2 separate regions of the Mus musculus genome follow, and region 1 is linked to region 2. The links are chromatin loops, found by intact Hi-C in ENCODE. Cell type or tissue: left cerebral cortex. All regions are shown on one strand.

Evidence for each region. Hi-C counts contacts between places; a loop is a spot of excess contacts. Peaks named below come from ENCODE experiments on the same cell type or tissue, not always from the same donor. Only the 100,000 strongest peaks of a DNase experiment are listed, where the experiment ranks them.
Region 1: a loop joins it to region 2, with 13 times the contacts of the local background. A loop is called at or near these places in 36 of 42 quality-filtered maps.

Annotation. Positions count from the first base shown.
Region 1 is chr1:154,725,377-154,733,376 of GRCm38, forward strand. Cacna1e (calcium channel, voltage-dependent, R type, alpha 1E subunit) reads right to left here and starts at 544. Exons shown (of 47, transcript NM_009782.3): 1 at 275-544. The coding sequence starts at 543. In left cerebral cortex, CTCF peaks have their summits at 1,629 and 4,392 (motif pointing left); DNase peaks (open chromatin) are centred at 225, 475, 571, 1,345 and 3 more places; H3K4me3 peaks cover 2,056 bases; H3K27ac peaks cover 2,360 bases.
Region 2 is chr1:154,277,318-154,285,317 of GRCm38, forward strand. No RefSeq gene overlaps it. Among named protein-coding and RNA genes, the nearest start is that of Gm30465, 17 kb to the left of the region's middle. In left cerebral cortex, a CTCF peak has its summit at 4,295; DNase peaks (open chromatin) are centred at 2,361, 4,298 and 6,447; H3K27ac peaks cover 609 bases.

The DNA of each region.
Region 1 (8,000 bases), 450 kb after region 2:
GTCTCCACACCAGGCACCTAAGTACACTTAGAGATTTCCACATGGAAAATAATCCCCAAAACCAAAAGTCTTACCTTGAAAACCACTACTGCCCAAATAGGTCTCCGGGGCATCAGGCTTGCCCCGTGAATGCAACAAGGTAGGGTGCACTTGAGCAAAGGGGCAAATTTTGGCACCAGGAAGGGGTGGGGAATAGATTCCATGCTAGGTGCCCCCCCTCACCCGATGGAATGCAAAGGGGGAGAGGGAAGTCATGGTGGGTAAGAAAGGATATGGCCAATCGATGAGCTTCTTGGCGTATTTCCTGACAATGTTATCTTCTCCGAAGATGAACAGGGATCTGTTGACCGTGAAACAGTTCTGCCGGACTGGTATGGGGTTGTACAAAGCCATAGTCCGCGCCCTCTGCGCTTTTGACTGCTTGTAGGCGGCCGCCGGCCCCGAGGCCGGGACGGGGGTTCCTTGTCGGTTCCTGCTCTGGTCCGAGTCTCCATCGCCTGAGCCTGGCCTGCCAACGACCACCGCCTCCCCGAAGCGAGCCATCCTGAAGTTTAAACAGACAGAAGACACACAAAGGTGATCGCCGAACACCCGCACACAACAAGAGGCAGAAAAGACACAGGCAGGCTCAGAGCCTTATCCACACAGGCGCAGGGACCACCGCCTCTGGGGACCCCTGCAGGCTCTTCAGCCCTGCTCTGAACTGTTGAATCTAAAGGCAACCTCTGCGAAGCTCCATTCCTCAAGAAAAAAAAAGAAGAAGAAGAAGAAGAAGGGGGTAGGGCTTCTAGAGGGAATATTTTCCCCCAAAATGCCAGCGTGGGGTGGTGTTCAGGGACCGGAGAGGGGTGGAGAAGGTCGGTCCTCAAACATAGCTCCTCTTCTGGCACACGTACCACCTGGCTGAGAGAAAGGCAGGCACTGGTCCGCTAGGTAACAGTTTGCTGATTTATTGGTCGGGGTGAGGGGTAGAGAGGAAGAAGGAAATGAAAACAAAAGAACTTTGAAAAAAATGAAAAGAAAAAAAGACAAGGGCCAGCTACGGTGACATGCTTTAGAACGCCAGCCCCTGCAAGTCCATCTAAGAAATTCCACAGCCAAGACTTGGCTCTTTAAATCTGCCAGCGGAGATGCATCCAAAGGTTGGAGAGAGGGAGATGGAGGTGGGGGGGAGAGCGGTACTAAGGTTCCTGCGTAAACCGCATCGCCCGAAAAATGAAGATGAGAAGTCGAACCAGCCGGAGAGGGGCAAATGACTTCACAGCTCCTGCTTTTGGGGTAGAAGTTGAGCAGCAACCAGAGAGCAGCGAAGCCCAAGTGCCAGCATCCGCCCAGAGCGCTCGCCGCTGCCGCCGCCGCCGCCGCCTCCCAGGATCAGCATGCAACAGCGATCCGCGGCTGCGCCGGGAAGAGGGTGGGAGAGCGAGCGAGCGAGCGGGCGGGCGGTCGCAGTGAGGAACAGGTTGCAGTCAGCCTAGCTAGTGATGGCAGGGCATAGGACTTAATCCACATACCGAACTTCCTCACCAAAGACCAGCTCTTTCTCCTCCCGGCCTTCCTGGCTACAGAGAGCAGAGACGATGCTTAAGGGCAGGTTGAGGAGCACAGCGCAGCAGCGCAGCAAGGTGGCCAAGGATCCGAGAGAGACGCGGGGGCGGGGCTCTCAGAGTCCAGCGTGGTGAGGCTGGTTTGGCTTGTGAATTCGTTTGACTGAAGGCTACCTAGGCAAGGGTCCAAGGAAGAGTCGCGGTTCCCTCAGGAGATGGAAAAGAGAGGCCCACTGAAGCTGGTGATGCCTGCAGACTCTCTGCAACAGATCAAAGACCTGTCCAGGAACACTCTCTTTGGTCCTAGGAAGGGTACTCAGGGCTGTGCCTCTTTCCATACTCTGCATAGGGTTCTGCTCGCCACTGCTCTAGTGGAGAGTAGGGACTTGTGCACCCCACCCTAGGATCTTGTAGCCTCTGCTTTGGATCTCCTAGGTTCCACTACCATCAACAGGGATCCCCAGGGCAAAGAGAGTGCCCTCTTCCTAAACCAACACTTAACAGACCTCATAGAGAAGTACCTCTGCTTCTCTGGGACCTTCTGTCCTATGGACCCTAAGGGACCTTACAAAGCAGCCTTCTAGATTGGGTTCCACTTTCCTCCTGGCAGGTGGCCCAGATATTCCAATCCCCAGACAGAGAGCCTAAGCAAAGTGCCCTCAAAATCCTAACAAAGGGGGTTTCCCACCCACCACCACCTTTTACTTTCAACCAAGGTCCATTGATCTTCTCAAACCTATGTCATTTTAAAAAAAAAAGTGTCTGAGCTGCAGAGGGAGGACATGTAGTCCAGAGAAAGAAGCTCTGTGTTTAACAATCTAGTCCTTGCCTACAGGAGACTCCGTGGACAGTCTATCCCTGTCCCCTCCCATCATCTGCACTGTCTGGAACATACTTTCCTTGACTTATGTTCACCCTTGGCTTCAACACATAGTTGTATCCATAACCTTTCTACGGAAGCGAAGGAAGCGCTGAGGGCAAGGGCTGGCTGAAGACGTAAGCAAAGGCAAACCAAAGCCCCAGTGTTGGAAGTCACCATGAGGGCAGCGCCACCTCGGCAGGCCTGAAAGGCAGTGTGTGAAATTAACTGATTAAGAGATAAAGTGGTGTCTGGGTGTTGGGCACGTGTATTCCTACTTGTATGTGTCTGTGAGTGTCTATGTGTGTGCACTGATACATGTCTGTTGTATGAGAATGTTGAGTGTGTAGGTGTGTGTGACAGAAAAGGGTCTGTGTACAAGAAATGCAAAGAAATGGCCTCAACACAGGGATGCCTTGCAATCACCCCTGCCCTCAGGAAGCGAGTGTTGACCCTGGGATTCATCGGAGATCATTTCAGATCAAATCTCGGCTGGAAGTGTGCCAGTGCCACCTGTTATTGTGATCTCACTTTGCCGAGGAGCTTATTAGGAGACAGAGTAAAGGAAGGTGGCTGTGAAGTCTCACTAGATGGTCACCTAGACAGAGTGGCTATCTCAGAGCTCTGTAAACTTCACGGGACTAAAAAAAATCTGATCTTCCATAGCAGAGGAGCCATACAAACCATTCATTTAGCAAATATATTTGCGTACATTCCCCACAACAGACACTATTTTAGACATTGGGGATTAAATAATGAGCCATATGGATGATGACATAAATGATGTGTCTTTCATAACTTCCACGAGATTGTATAGCCTAGCAAGCTCTGCTCTAAAGCTCACTTCAAGGATGAGACATAACACCTTCCTCATCATGCCTCTGTGTCTGTTTGCTAAACAGGGCACACTAGCCTTTTACCTTCCACAAGTACTTCCGAGAAAGACTAAGGACTCCTGCCTTGTCTCTTTACCCAGTAAGCCAAAATCTAGTACTGATTCGGGTTCCTCTTTCTTCCATACTCTGTGAGTCCTGTGACTGCTGAATTCTTTAGAAGCCTAGAATATGCAAGACAATACACTGGCCACACTGGGACCTCATGGGGCTGAGCCTAGCCTTCCTGCATTCCCACGGAGCAGGCTTTACCAACATCTAGGCAGAGTTTACTCGGGAGCAGGAATGGCTCTGTGGTAGAGTTCATTAGGATTCTTGGAGAAGCAGTCCCAGAGGGCCAGGGAAAATATTATGGCATCAGTAGGTTTAGAAGGGGGCTTGGTTTAAGGGCAGCAAAGCTGAGGCGTGTTCTTCTCTTTTCCCCTTCAACCTGAATGTCACAGCTTTGAGAGCTTTAAGACCTCTGGGTCTCTATACTGGCTTCCTTCTCTTCACTTTGCAACTTGTCAGGTGGATACCGTTTTAAAGATTAAATTGCACCAGCGATTGTTATAGCTACCAGTGTACATAAGCCCTACAGCAGGGCACTACTATAGCCCTCACAGCCCAGAGGAGCGTGAATTAAGGTGCTGATTCAGACCACAGAACAGCAGAGCTTCGGAGTCATGAGGTGTTGGTTCCGATCTGATAAAAGGCAGAGTGTAAACATCTAATGGATCTGATTTTCAGTTTCTAATAGCCATGCTACATAATTGCAACGTGTATATCATCAAGTGGAGACACAATGATGCTAAGCCTGTGGATGCCCTGCCTCCTACTCTCAAGATGAATTCTGACCGGTGCCTAAATATTCCAGGAACCACACTAAAGGGAACTATCAGGAGTGGCCAGAACATTGCCATCATGATCCTTGTATGGAAATCTGGTAAGTATGTTTCCCCCTGGTTTTACTGTTCTCTTAAAGACCACAAATGGAAGTGTGGAGAAGCAGCAACTGATCAGAACTCTGGAAACCAGTTTTAAAACCCTTGGAAAACCCTTTTCTCAGCCTCAGGGAGCCAGAAGTCTTATTTCCCTGTTGCCAGAGCACCATCTACTGGTCACTCCTGAGACAGCACTCTGAGTACAAGTACTTAGCAATACAGTACCTCAGGAACCAACCTTGAGAGCTCAGAAGTCCTAAATCAGTCACCAGCTCTATGCCACTCTCAGTGGAACTTTGTCGAGATCTACACCCTCCATTTCACACTACCAGCAATTCCTCTCACAGCTCCCAAGAAGTTCATACCCCCTTATTGGGCACAAGGTTACCAACACACACACACACACACACACACACACACACACACACACACGGGAGGGAGGAGCAGAGGGGTGAGGAGGAGAGAGAGAGAGAGAGAGAGAGATCGGGGGTGAGGGATGCTCAGGATGTAGCAGCCAAATGTTCTGCATGTTTCCCTGCAAGCTGTGATCTGCAGACTCAGAATTCAATAGGAGCAGAGGAAGCCACTGAAAAACTTTCCCAGATTATTGAACATATACAGATTATTACATTTCAGAATCCTTTTTCCTGTATCCCTGATACTCCTGTGAACAATTCAACTGTCAGACAAGATCGAGGAAGACTGACAGGAGTATTTTCAGCCTCGTATGTAAGAGAAGGGAGGCAAAGCCATTTCAGTATCCCCAGACCAGGCAGGCCGTGGAGCACATGCCAAGGCATACAGAGTGGTGAGTTGAGAATCTACCCCATTCATTCACAAAGATCTTTCCAGACCTCACAGGCTTTGGGCCCTCTTCATATAAGATTTTAGCCACTCATTGAGGAATCTGAAAATCTGGGCCTTGGCTGAAGACATGTTCCCCTCCCACCAATCCTGATCACTCTGCCTTGCCAATTACACTCGGGTGGCTTGTGCTTAAACTATCAGAGGCCCCTTTGTTCTATTTTCTCCTTATTGAGCTTTTCCAAGAAATAGACTCTTATGCAAAACAGTGCTCTAAGGAACATAATGCAGAGAGGGCTTGGGAGTGGGTTCCTAAGACAAAGTTGGCAGGAAACCTTGTGCAAATGCACAGCGGAGCAGAAGAGCAGGATGGAAATGCAGACATCTCGGGAGGCTGCTGGCATTCACAGCACCGCACAGCCTTGACTCTGGCGGAAAATGGAATTTCACATCCTTATATAACAATGTCCAGCCCTGGAACGAGCATCTCGCAGACCTGGGTTTAAGGAACCACAGAATACCAGTACCTATCAGTTGATCAAACAGCTGGAACTTGCCCAAAGGAATTTTTGAACCTATCACTTAATGGTAACTCAACACCTCTTCAGTAATAACAGCACTAAGGACATCTTACTGCTTCTTTGCTGCAGAGATGTGAGACATATTCTATTTGTTATCTGAGGCCCAGAAAGTAAGGGACTTTTCCAGTGACAGAGAGCTGGGAAACAGCAGTCAGCTCTCCTGATAATAATAAGCCTCAGATTCCTTATTGCAGTGGCTGCTGTTAAGGTGATGTATGTCAAACAATGTCTTCCTTGCTTAAGAGTTAGGTCACAGACATGAGGTTAGTATTGCAGAAGAAAGGCATGAAGTTAAGTTAAGAGTCTCCCAGGGGATTAAATAAGAATACACCATACCAATAGACTGTTATGAAAGAGTGTTCGTTGATCTGTATATAGCTCTTGGAGTGGCACCTATCACACAGTAAGTGCTGTGTAAGTGTCTTTCCCATGTCTTGTCTATGTCACTGAAAGTGGGATAACACACAACAGGCACCTTGTGACTAATGGGTAGCTTTCTGTTTCAGAAAGGACAGAATACAGTCATTGAATGGCTTTGGTTTGAGGGCTGGGGGTAGATTGGGGAGTAGAAACATATAAGTGCCTAAGATATGGTCAAAAAAGGAATAAAGCTAGGTGTGGTGTTATATACCTGTAATTCCAGCACTCGGGAAAAGGGAGGCAATCAGATTCCCACTTTGAGATCAGTCTGGGATACACAGTGAGCCCTATCTCCCAAACTCAAGGATGGGGATGTGGCCCAGTGGCAGAGTGCTTATCCAGCATGTACACAGCCCTTGGTTCAATACCCAGCAGAAAGAGAAAAGAAAAGGGCAAGACTGGGGCAGTATCAGAAATCCAAAGGCCCATGCTACTTGAGAGGGCTGGATGTTTACTGATTCATGAATTCATAAACCACTTGGCACATATTCATAAAGCCCTTTTCATGTGCTGGACATTTCTCTTGGACTTCTGGAGCTCAAAGATAAACTAGAAATGGTCTAAGAACTCTAAGAACATAGAGTTTAAAGGATAAACAGTGGAGACCGTTTCCTGAAAGGCTCTCTCCTAGAAATAGGACATGGAGTGCACAGAAAGAGACTAAGAAGAAGACAGTCCTTTCAAATGGAGGCAACCAGTGAAAGCAATCAGTCCATGATGCCCCAGTATTGTAGCCTGGGAGGACAACCCACCATATGAGAGCTCCGGCTGGAAACTACATACAAGATACATGGGGTCGACTATGCCACCTGCATTTCTATTTGCATGCCCCGTGTCTGGAATCACAGAGATGTAGCCTCACTTCTTTAATCCTTTTTTTTTTTTTTTGGCATCAAATGAGATCACTGTTCAGCCTGAATGAACAAGCAAATATGTTGACCTACTAGATGTTAACTGCCATTTGGAAAGTCAACGGCAGCGATTTAGAGCCTTTGACTGGAAAGACTGGATCTTGGCCCCATCTCTGCCCTCCTCGCCTCCTCACCTAGAGGACCACTTGTGCTGCTCTGCCAAGGTCAAGGTAAGTGAGAGAGACTCAGCAGAGCTCCTGTGCCTGCTACTGAGGGTGATCAGAGAGTAGGAACCACTAACCGAAGCAGCCCGCCCCCCTCACCCCACCCTCTTGGCCTCTTGTTTCAGGAAACACATCAATGGAGCCCACATTCTGCAAAGCTCACTCAGCCTACTTGGGCTTAGATTGATTCATCCATTCTACAAATATATAATGAGTGCAGTCTGTGTACCTGGTACTGTGTTAGATGCCAGAACAAGTAAGGGGGTGCCTAGGAAGGGAAGGGTTCAGTGTGGACGCTGCAACTGCCACGCCTGTCTAGCTAGCTCCCCTTTCTGAAGGATTCTCTTGAAGGTTATGCTCCCAGAGCAGAGAAAGCAGCTTACAGCTGAAGCCGAGCCTTAGGAGGAGCCTGAGACCAAAAGACTGTTTACCCATCGTGCCTCTCTTGGTGCCCTCTGGGTGGGAACCAACAGCAGATTAAGTCACCAGCTGTCCATCACTGCACCCTCTCTCCCCCAGCCTCTCCTACACTGAGCGGCTGGTTGCACCCACTCGGTATAAAATAATCGGAGTGAATAAGGCATCTCCACATGATACGGACTCGAGGGCAGTTTTGAAATGTACACCTGTGAAGGACATTTGCTGGCACTGCCTCTTCCACTCAGCAGAAACTGCGCTACAGCTCTCCAATGACCTGGGATGTTGTGTTGACGTCTGCTTTTCCCTCGCCCATCGGTATCATTTGGTACAACTGGCTTCCTTTTCTTCCCAGAGAACCACCCCTCATCTTCATATCCCAGTTACCAAATCTCCCAGTTTCTCACTCTTCCCATCTCTGGCTTTTTATTGCTCTCACCTTGCTGTGCAGGACGCTCGGGGTCTCCTCCGCCCCTTCCTC
Region 2 (8,000 bases):
TGAAGTTGACTTCAAGCTAAAAAGGAATGTCTTCATCATTCCTCTGTATGTGATCACAACAGTGTATAAGAATTTAAAATAAAACAATAATCAAAGACAATGTAAGGGGCCCACACTAACAATAAACAGAGTGACGACAACGAAGATGCCGGTCCTGGATGACTTAGCCTTGGTGACCATGGGGACAGCTGAGCAAAGTGTCATCAAATAGAGGGGATTCCCTTTCAAAGAAAATGGTGTCAGTGGTGCCTTTGAGAAGTCACTGGAGACCAATGGCCCATCCCGGACTTCTTACTCAAGGTACAACTGTAAGCCAGATGCAGGGTGTTATTATCAGGGGTTAGAAAACAATTGACAATGAAATGTATTAAAAATATGGAATGTCACAGAACCTGATGCTATGAAATATAACAAAATCAATGTCCTAGACAGGTTTCTCATTAAAAGACAAAGATTCAGATTTCATTATCTTTAAAAGCCAACATACATGTTATCTATTAGAATGAAAGAAACGTGAGAATAAAATTCTTTTGTTTCTCATTTATTTTTTACTTTTTTTTACTGGATATTTTCTTTATTTACATTTCATGTGTTATCCCCTTTCCCAGTGCCCCCCCCCAACAACCCCTATCCCATTCCTCCTCCCCCTGCTTCTATGAGGGTATTTCCTTCCCCCACTCCTACCTCACCATCCTCGAATTCCCCTAGGATGGGTTATTGAGCCTTCACAGGACCAAGGGCCTCTCCTCCCATTGACTCCTGACAAGGTCATTCTCTGCTACATAGGCAGCTGGAGCCACGGGTCCCTCCATGTGTACCCTTTGGTTGGTGGTTTAGTCTCTGGGAGCTCTGGGAAGTCTGGTTGGTTGATATTGTTGTTCTTCCTATGGGGTTACAAACCCCTTCAGCTCCTTCAGTCCTTTCTCTAACTCCTCCATTGGGGATCCCACAGTGCAATGGATGACTGCAAGCATCTGCCTATGTATTTGTCAGGCACTGGCAGAGCCTCTCAGGAGACAGCTATATCAGGCTTCTGTCCGCAAGCACTTCTTGGCATCCAAAATATTGTCTGCATTTGGTGACTGTATATGGGATGGATACGCAGGTAGGGCAGTCTCTGGTTGGCCTTTCTTTCAGTCTCTGCTCCACACTTTGTCTCTGTATTTGATCCCGTGAGTATTTTGTTTCCCTTTCTAAGAAGGACCAAAGCACCCACACTTTGGTTTTCCTTCTTCTTGAGCTTCATGTGGTCTGTGAATTGTATCTTGGGTATTCTGAGCTTTTGGACTAATATTCATTTATCAGTGACTGCATACCATGTAAACTCTTTTGTGGTAGGGTTACCTCACTCAGGATGATATTTTCTAGTTCCATCCATTTGTCTAAGAATTTCATGAAGAGAATAAAATTCTAAGCAAACATTTGACAGAATAGTTTGTACAGATGCAACCAACAGGCAAGTGAATAACAATGGTGTCAGTCAAAAATAATTTAACACAAAGATTTTATTTACACACAAAGGTGTGATTCATGATGCTACAGAAACTGCCATAAACCTCCAGGCGCCAAGCAACATCTCAGTTCACAGACAAGAAGCAGAAAATTGCAACCGTAAGAAAAGATTTGAATATTATTTGGAATTTTAATGAAGAGTATAAGGAAGGAAATAATTGTGTAATAAATTTTTAAATGTTTAAAAAATAATAAAAACTTAAAGTATGTACCCTAGGTATCAGTTAGGGCTCTTTCCTGATTTTCTTTTATAAAATAACAAAGATTTTCTGGTTTCCAATTAAGAGAATCTTTAATTGGTCACATAGTCAGTCTGAGGGAAGAGGCAAAACACTGAAATTTGTCCATAATCTCTGACTTTCACAACTCAATGCACTTAGCATTATTGGTCACTAGAAAAACATGTTCACAATAGAAAGTTTTTTTTACAATGAACCAGGACAACAAAATAATAATAACAATAATAACACAGGTTATGATGTAGAAAACTTTTTGGTTAATTGTGTGATGCTGCTGCCCCTGGGAACACGCTTAGGAAGTTTCTCATAATATTAAACACAGAATTAGCATGTAACTGCAATTCTAGTGATACTCTATATATCAAGGAGAAAGGGAAAACACATATTTAGACAAAAAACTTATCTATAAGCAATTTACCAAGATTCATGGCATTACACAAAACAGCAACTACCCATTGGCCCATGAATTGGTAAATACAACCAATTCACATACTGCTGTAATAGTTTGACCGTAATGGAAAGGATTGGCCTTTGCTACAGTTAGGATAAGCCTGAAGGATGCTTTGCAAAGTGAGTGAAACTAGACAGAAACACACACCCACACACACATGCACACGCACACCCAACGACATTTTATAATGTGTTTCTTCCTGGGAGGATTTGAAGTCTGCTTGCACAGATGAAACATGACTGCATTTATACAAGATGCCCCAGACAGGAGAGTCTATAGAGACAGAAAGTGGAGGTCACTATGCCTGGGGGTTCTGGCCTGAGGGCATGAAAGAAAGAGGATATTTTTTAGGACTGAGCAAAAAGTTCTACAATGAAATAATAATGACTCTTATGCAAGTAGCAATAAATTCAAAACAATAAAATGATATACTTAAAGGAATGAATGTTGTGGCCCCTGTGAAAAGTTGGTAAGACTGCAGTGAAATTGTAATAGAAATATAAATTAATAATGAAATGTTTTTAAAAAGTTACAAGAAAAAATTGACAGTTATTTCTCAAACAATTTTTGAATAGTAGGGAAAAACTGCACCCATGGGCTTTGAGTTTTCATAAAATTAGAACATTATATACATAAAAATTGAAGGAATATAACCCAGCAGCCTGTACTTAAATGAAAATTTCACAGTGTTGAATCACTAAGGATCCAAAAATGAAGAAATAAGGAGACATAAAATATATGACTCTGGTACATCCGTCCAATTGGAAAGGCAGGGATTTTTAATTTTAGGTGATTCTCCTCTTCAAGATAGCAAACACAGCACTCTTCTATTAGCTCATGATTTTTTAAAGAACGGGCATAGTGTAAGCTATGCCATAGATGGCAGTTTCCTTAATGAAAATGAAATTCATCTGATTTCTTATAATTAGGACAGAGGAGAAACAGAGAGAGATTAGCTATAGGTGCTCCATATGTATTATGTATTATGTATGTATGTATGTATGTATGTATGTATGTATGTATGTATGTATGCATCTATCTATCTATCTATCTATCTATCTATCTATCTATCTATCTATCTATCTATCTATCTATCTATCTACCTATTGCTGGTCTCTTTCTCTAGTCTATGGTGATCTCAAATTCATGATCTTTGCACCTCCTGGGTGCCTAGATTAAAAATACATACCTCTGTGCCCAGTTCCCATTTCTCTCAGACTAATTTGGTGACCTGTATTGGTCACACCCAGGGGGGCATGGAAATGAGATATCTCTGAGGCTGTTACCCCAGTTTTCCATGTTTCCAGCCTTTGTAGGGATAGACAGTGTGCAGGATGAAAACCCAACCCACAAGTCTCTGCCTTCCATCCATGCCACCAGGGGCGTCCCCCATGTACTGTCCTCTCCAGAAATGATGCTAGCAGAACGCTTTGACATTCTCTGGGGCCAGGAGGCAGTTATTCTTACATTGCCTAGTCTCAGGACCTGTCACACTCTCCATTCTTACATCTTATAGAGGATCCTGAAGAGCTTTCTCTCTCAGCCCTCATTACAGTAAAAAAAATAAAATATTTATATTTTAAACATATAAATTTAAAAATATTTCTCAGCTCATTTGAAATAATGACCCAGTACTGGTTAATGTAAGTAAAATAATTATCTCTCAAAGATTTTAATGGATGACATTTAAACATTTTCGTCAGTCTCTGGTATTTTGGCTAACAGAAAGCAGCTTGATTCATATATGTACATCTGCTTCAATGCCTCTTTATCATAGTTCACAGAATCTCTGGAAAACTCCAGTATATACTCATCAAAGAGTAAGAATCAAAAGTTGAAAATATCCTCCCATAAAACCAATTTTAGGCACTCCCTCAAGACAGGCCATAACTACATTTTGACTACTATTGAAACGGCATACAGCACCAAGCTTTCAAATGCTTAACCGAAGACGTTGAAAGAGACAGGTTAGAGAGGGAGGGAGAGACTACAGGTAGGCAGCGCACCCAAAGACTTCAAGAAAGCAGGTCTGTGCAACAGGAAAAATACTGGTGCAGGTCAAGGGTGGAGCTGTTGCAGTTACACGAGATAGCCATTGGATGGCACTGGCGTTCCACTCACATGCACCCTGAGTCCCTACATCAGGACTGGCCCCTGTCTCCTGGAAGCCCACACTCCCAAGTTGGAGGACCTATGCAGCAATATTTCTTTTTCTTTTCATATTTTTGAGGAAAGTCGTGATTAAAGGGTGTCACAGAGGGCAACTTAAGTTCGTTTATGCTCACGCTAAGTTGGCACAAATGGGCATGTGCATGCTGGGGTAGGTGCGTTCAGATCATTAAGAGTGAGAATCTGAGAACATCTTCTAGTTTCAGGACAAAGTGATTCAGTATGTGTAGCTACAGGCTCCTCGACCTCGAAGACATTCTTGGCCACGGTTCCCAGGTCTGGTGGATGCTGGTTCAGAGCTCAAAGGTCATAAGTGGTCTATACACTCCAACAAGAACAGAGATGGAGGGTTCCGGAGAGAGTGTTAGAAAAGGGCCCAGCAGTTCCAAGGAAAAAGAGGCCTCTCTAGGAAGGTGTTTTTAGCTCTGCAAGAAGTCATTCAAAGCAAGTCCCTGATGGGAGTGTGGAGGTCACGTGGCCTGACCCATAATGAAGTGTTCACATGAAGAACTTGTCATGACTTCAGTTCTGCTTGCTCTTCCAAGTTGATTTGCTATGAATGTAGCTCTGCCTAGGACCAACCCTCAGAGGGAACGGAACGCCAGGATTCTACAAGTCTAGAGGAAGCCAGTGGCCACCCATTGCTCACTTTGCAGGGCTAGAGCCAGGACTCTGAGGAGTGTTGGGAAGGGAGTAGGCTGGTGAGGTGGACGGGCACATAATAAGGAACTGTGGGCAGTTTGAAGAATCGGGGCTTTCCTTGGGTATAGTAGAGAAACTGAAGTGCTATAAGCAGGTATCCTTATACTTGCCACGTTATAAAGAATAATTTTAAGACAATACAGAGACGGATCACAGAGTGGTTGCTGACCAAATGACAATCATCTCAAAGCAATTTATGGTTCTGGTTATTGATATGGAGTCATTTAATCCTGTGGTCCTTTTTATAAGCTAGGAGAGGTTATGACCCTTCTCTTTAGATGATACTGAAGTACAGAATAATTAAAAACTTCTCCACCTTCACACAGCCTTGTAACATGAAAGTTTGTCTCCATCAGACCATTTGAACACAGTCTCCATCAGTTATTTTGCTACATTGTATTTCTTGACCAGTAAAGGAAGAAACAGCTCTAAATTGCTATATACTACTTTAACACACATTGACTGCGGCCAGTGGGAACCCAGTGAGTGGGTGTTAAACCCTGATGGAATTGGGGGACAAGGGTGATTGCAGTGAGAAGTTAAAGCTGACAGCTGAGTCTGTGTTGTGGAAGCACATGGAGGTGGGGGAGAAGAGGGTGGAGAGGATCTCACACAAAAAGCAGGGAAGGCTGACATTGAAGTCCAGAAGAGACCAACCCAGAATCTAAGGGAAGCTAAGCAGATGGCCAGTGATAGTGGATCAGTTAGAGGAATAAACTCTAGTTTCTATTGATTTCAGATTGTTAGGTTCAACCCATTTATTTTCCCCATGGCAAGATCACTTAGGAGGCCACCCTTCCATTCCCAACTATTAGCCAAATTTCTCAGGTTCTGACTTGTGGGAGCTTGATTAAAATGCCACCATCCTATTCATAGTTCAAAACACTACCTTGGGCCAGAAATCAGCTAAGATTGAACCCTTGAGCTATGCATCACTCTATCTTGTTCACAAAAAGAGCAGAGAGAAAATAACTGAAGCAAGAGATCCTGGGGCACAGCTCTCTCTTGCTCTTCCATTGCCATACTTCAGAAGGAAGACAGTTGTTTTGCTGCGACTGCCTCATGAACCATGGAGCCTTGTTGATTTCTTGTGGTTAGTATTTTTCTCCACTGTGATCACAGAAAGTACATTTTAGAATTTAGCTTGACCAATGAGCCACTATTCTGCACCACCGGACTCAGTCTTTTTCTGACAACCAGCCCATCTTAAGGGGCCCGGCCAGTCTTCCATCTTCCATGGCTCACTCAGAGGTATCTCCCTGCATCCTAGACATGATCCCTGCAGAGCCCTCAAATCTGGAGGCTGCTCACCTCTCCAGATCTTGCCACACTCCCAGGCTCCAGGAAGGCTTCCTCCACCCACCACTCAGCACCAAGCTTTGGGTAATTATATACAATGCTTCCTCTGTCCTGGAGGTAGCTGCTGCTTTTCTCCATCCACAGAATTGCATCTTTACGTTTTAGTTTGTTATTCATGTTTTTAAAAGCCAAATGGTTCCAAACCTTGTTACAAAAAATAAAATATCTGCAACCTTTCCCAGGGACAGCCCACTTTTGCTATTCTTTGGACATTCATTTTCATTCTGCAGAATAACTTCCACATGAATCTCTTTGTTCTCCACTCTTGGAGACTCTCTATTAAGTTCTCACTATGAAAGAGGAAGATTTCTCTCTCTCTTTAGCACCTCCTTCCCCTGCCTCCACAATTTTCCTTTCCCCAACCTCCCAGAAGACTTATATCATCGTTTTTTAGTGAGATCTGTGTTCAGTGTTTACATAATTATGACTGTATTCACAGCATGCCCCTGTAGTAAAAGCACCATTACATTTCCTTTCTTGTACAACTTTTAATTTTCCCTGGAGTTAATAATTGTCCCAATTCTTCATTTGTGTACGTTCCTGTTCACTCAGCATCAATTTTTACCTACACATTTTCCACGTATGTAAATTTCTTCTCAATGTATTATGCACCACACATTAATTCCATCATTTTAACCTTGGAATGATCTAGATGCCTTCTCTCTTTCTTCTTCAGTCTGTGCTGTTTGCACTACAGACCTGCCAAGCACCTGTCTGTCTCAGTTTTCATCACCATCCCAGAATCTTCTTTTCCCCTTGCTTGCGCTGGATCGTTTCTTCTTGGATCCCATATTGTCTCATCTTATTATTCTTCCCTCTGTTTGCGAGACCACACCCTAGAGAAACATATAAAGGACATTAAATATTGAAAATTTCAGAGCCTGAAAATGGACTTATTCTCCCTTGATATTTGATTGACAGTTTGCCCACATATAGACTCCTGAATTGGCGTTATTTTTCTTCATAATTTTAAAATCAGTGTCTCACTTCTAATTTCTGGTGTCATTGCCAATGGACCAGTGGTCAGTGAAGAGAAGACACTGAGGCCCGCCATGGGCATTGTTGCCTCTTGATCCTCTGTGTGTGACTTTGCTGAAAGCAGGAAGGGGCTTCTTTCTCATGGAGTGTGAAGTTTTTACAGTGATATCCCTTGAAGTGAGGTTTTGCTCGTCACTGGTGCTGTCCACCTCATGCTCCTCGGCAATCCACGTGGTCCTTCCCTGGAGACCTGGGAAAGTGGGACTCATTCTGACTTTGTTCTTCTTCCTTTGGGAATTTCTTAGTATTTGAAGCTGTTTTTCTAATTTAATATTATTCATTTCTTGTATTCTTTGTCTTTGTATGTTTTTGTTCTGTGAGGAATTTTTTCAAGGTTATCTGCCAAGTATATGTTCATGCTTTCAAAGTTTTCACTTCAGAGAGAGCTTTAATATTTGATTTTTGAATGTTCCCTCATTTTAAAAGAGAACACTATGTTTGTTTCAACAATAAAACTCTTGAAAAAATATTGATTCTCTCTCTCCCCCATCTGTACACACACACACACACACACACACACACACAAACAC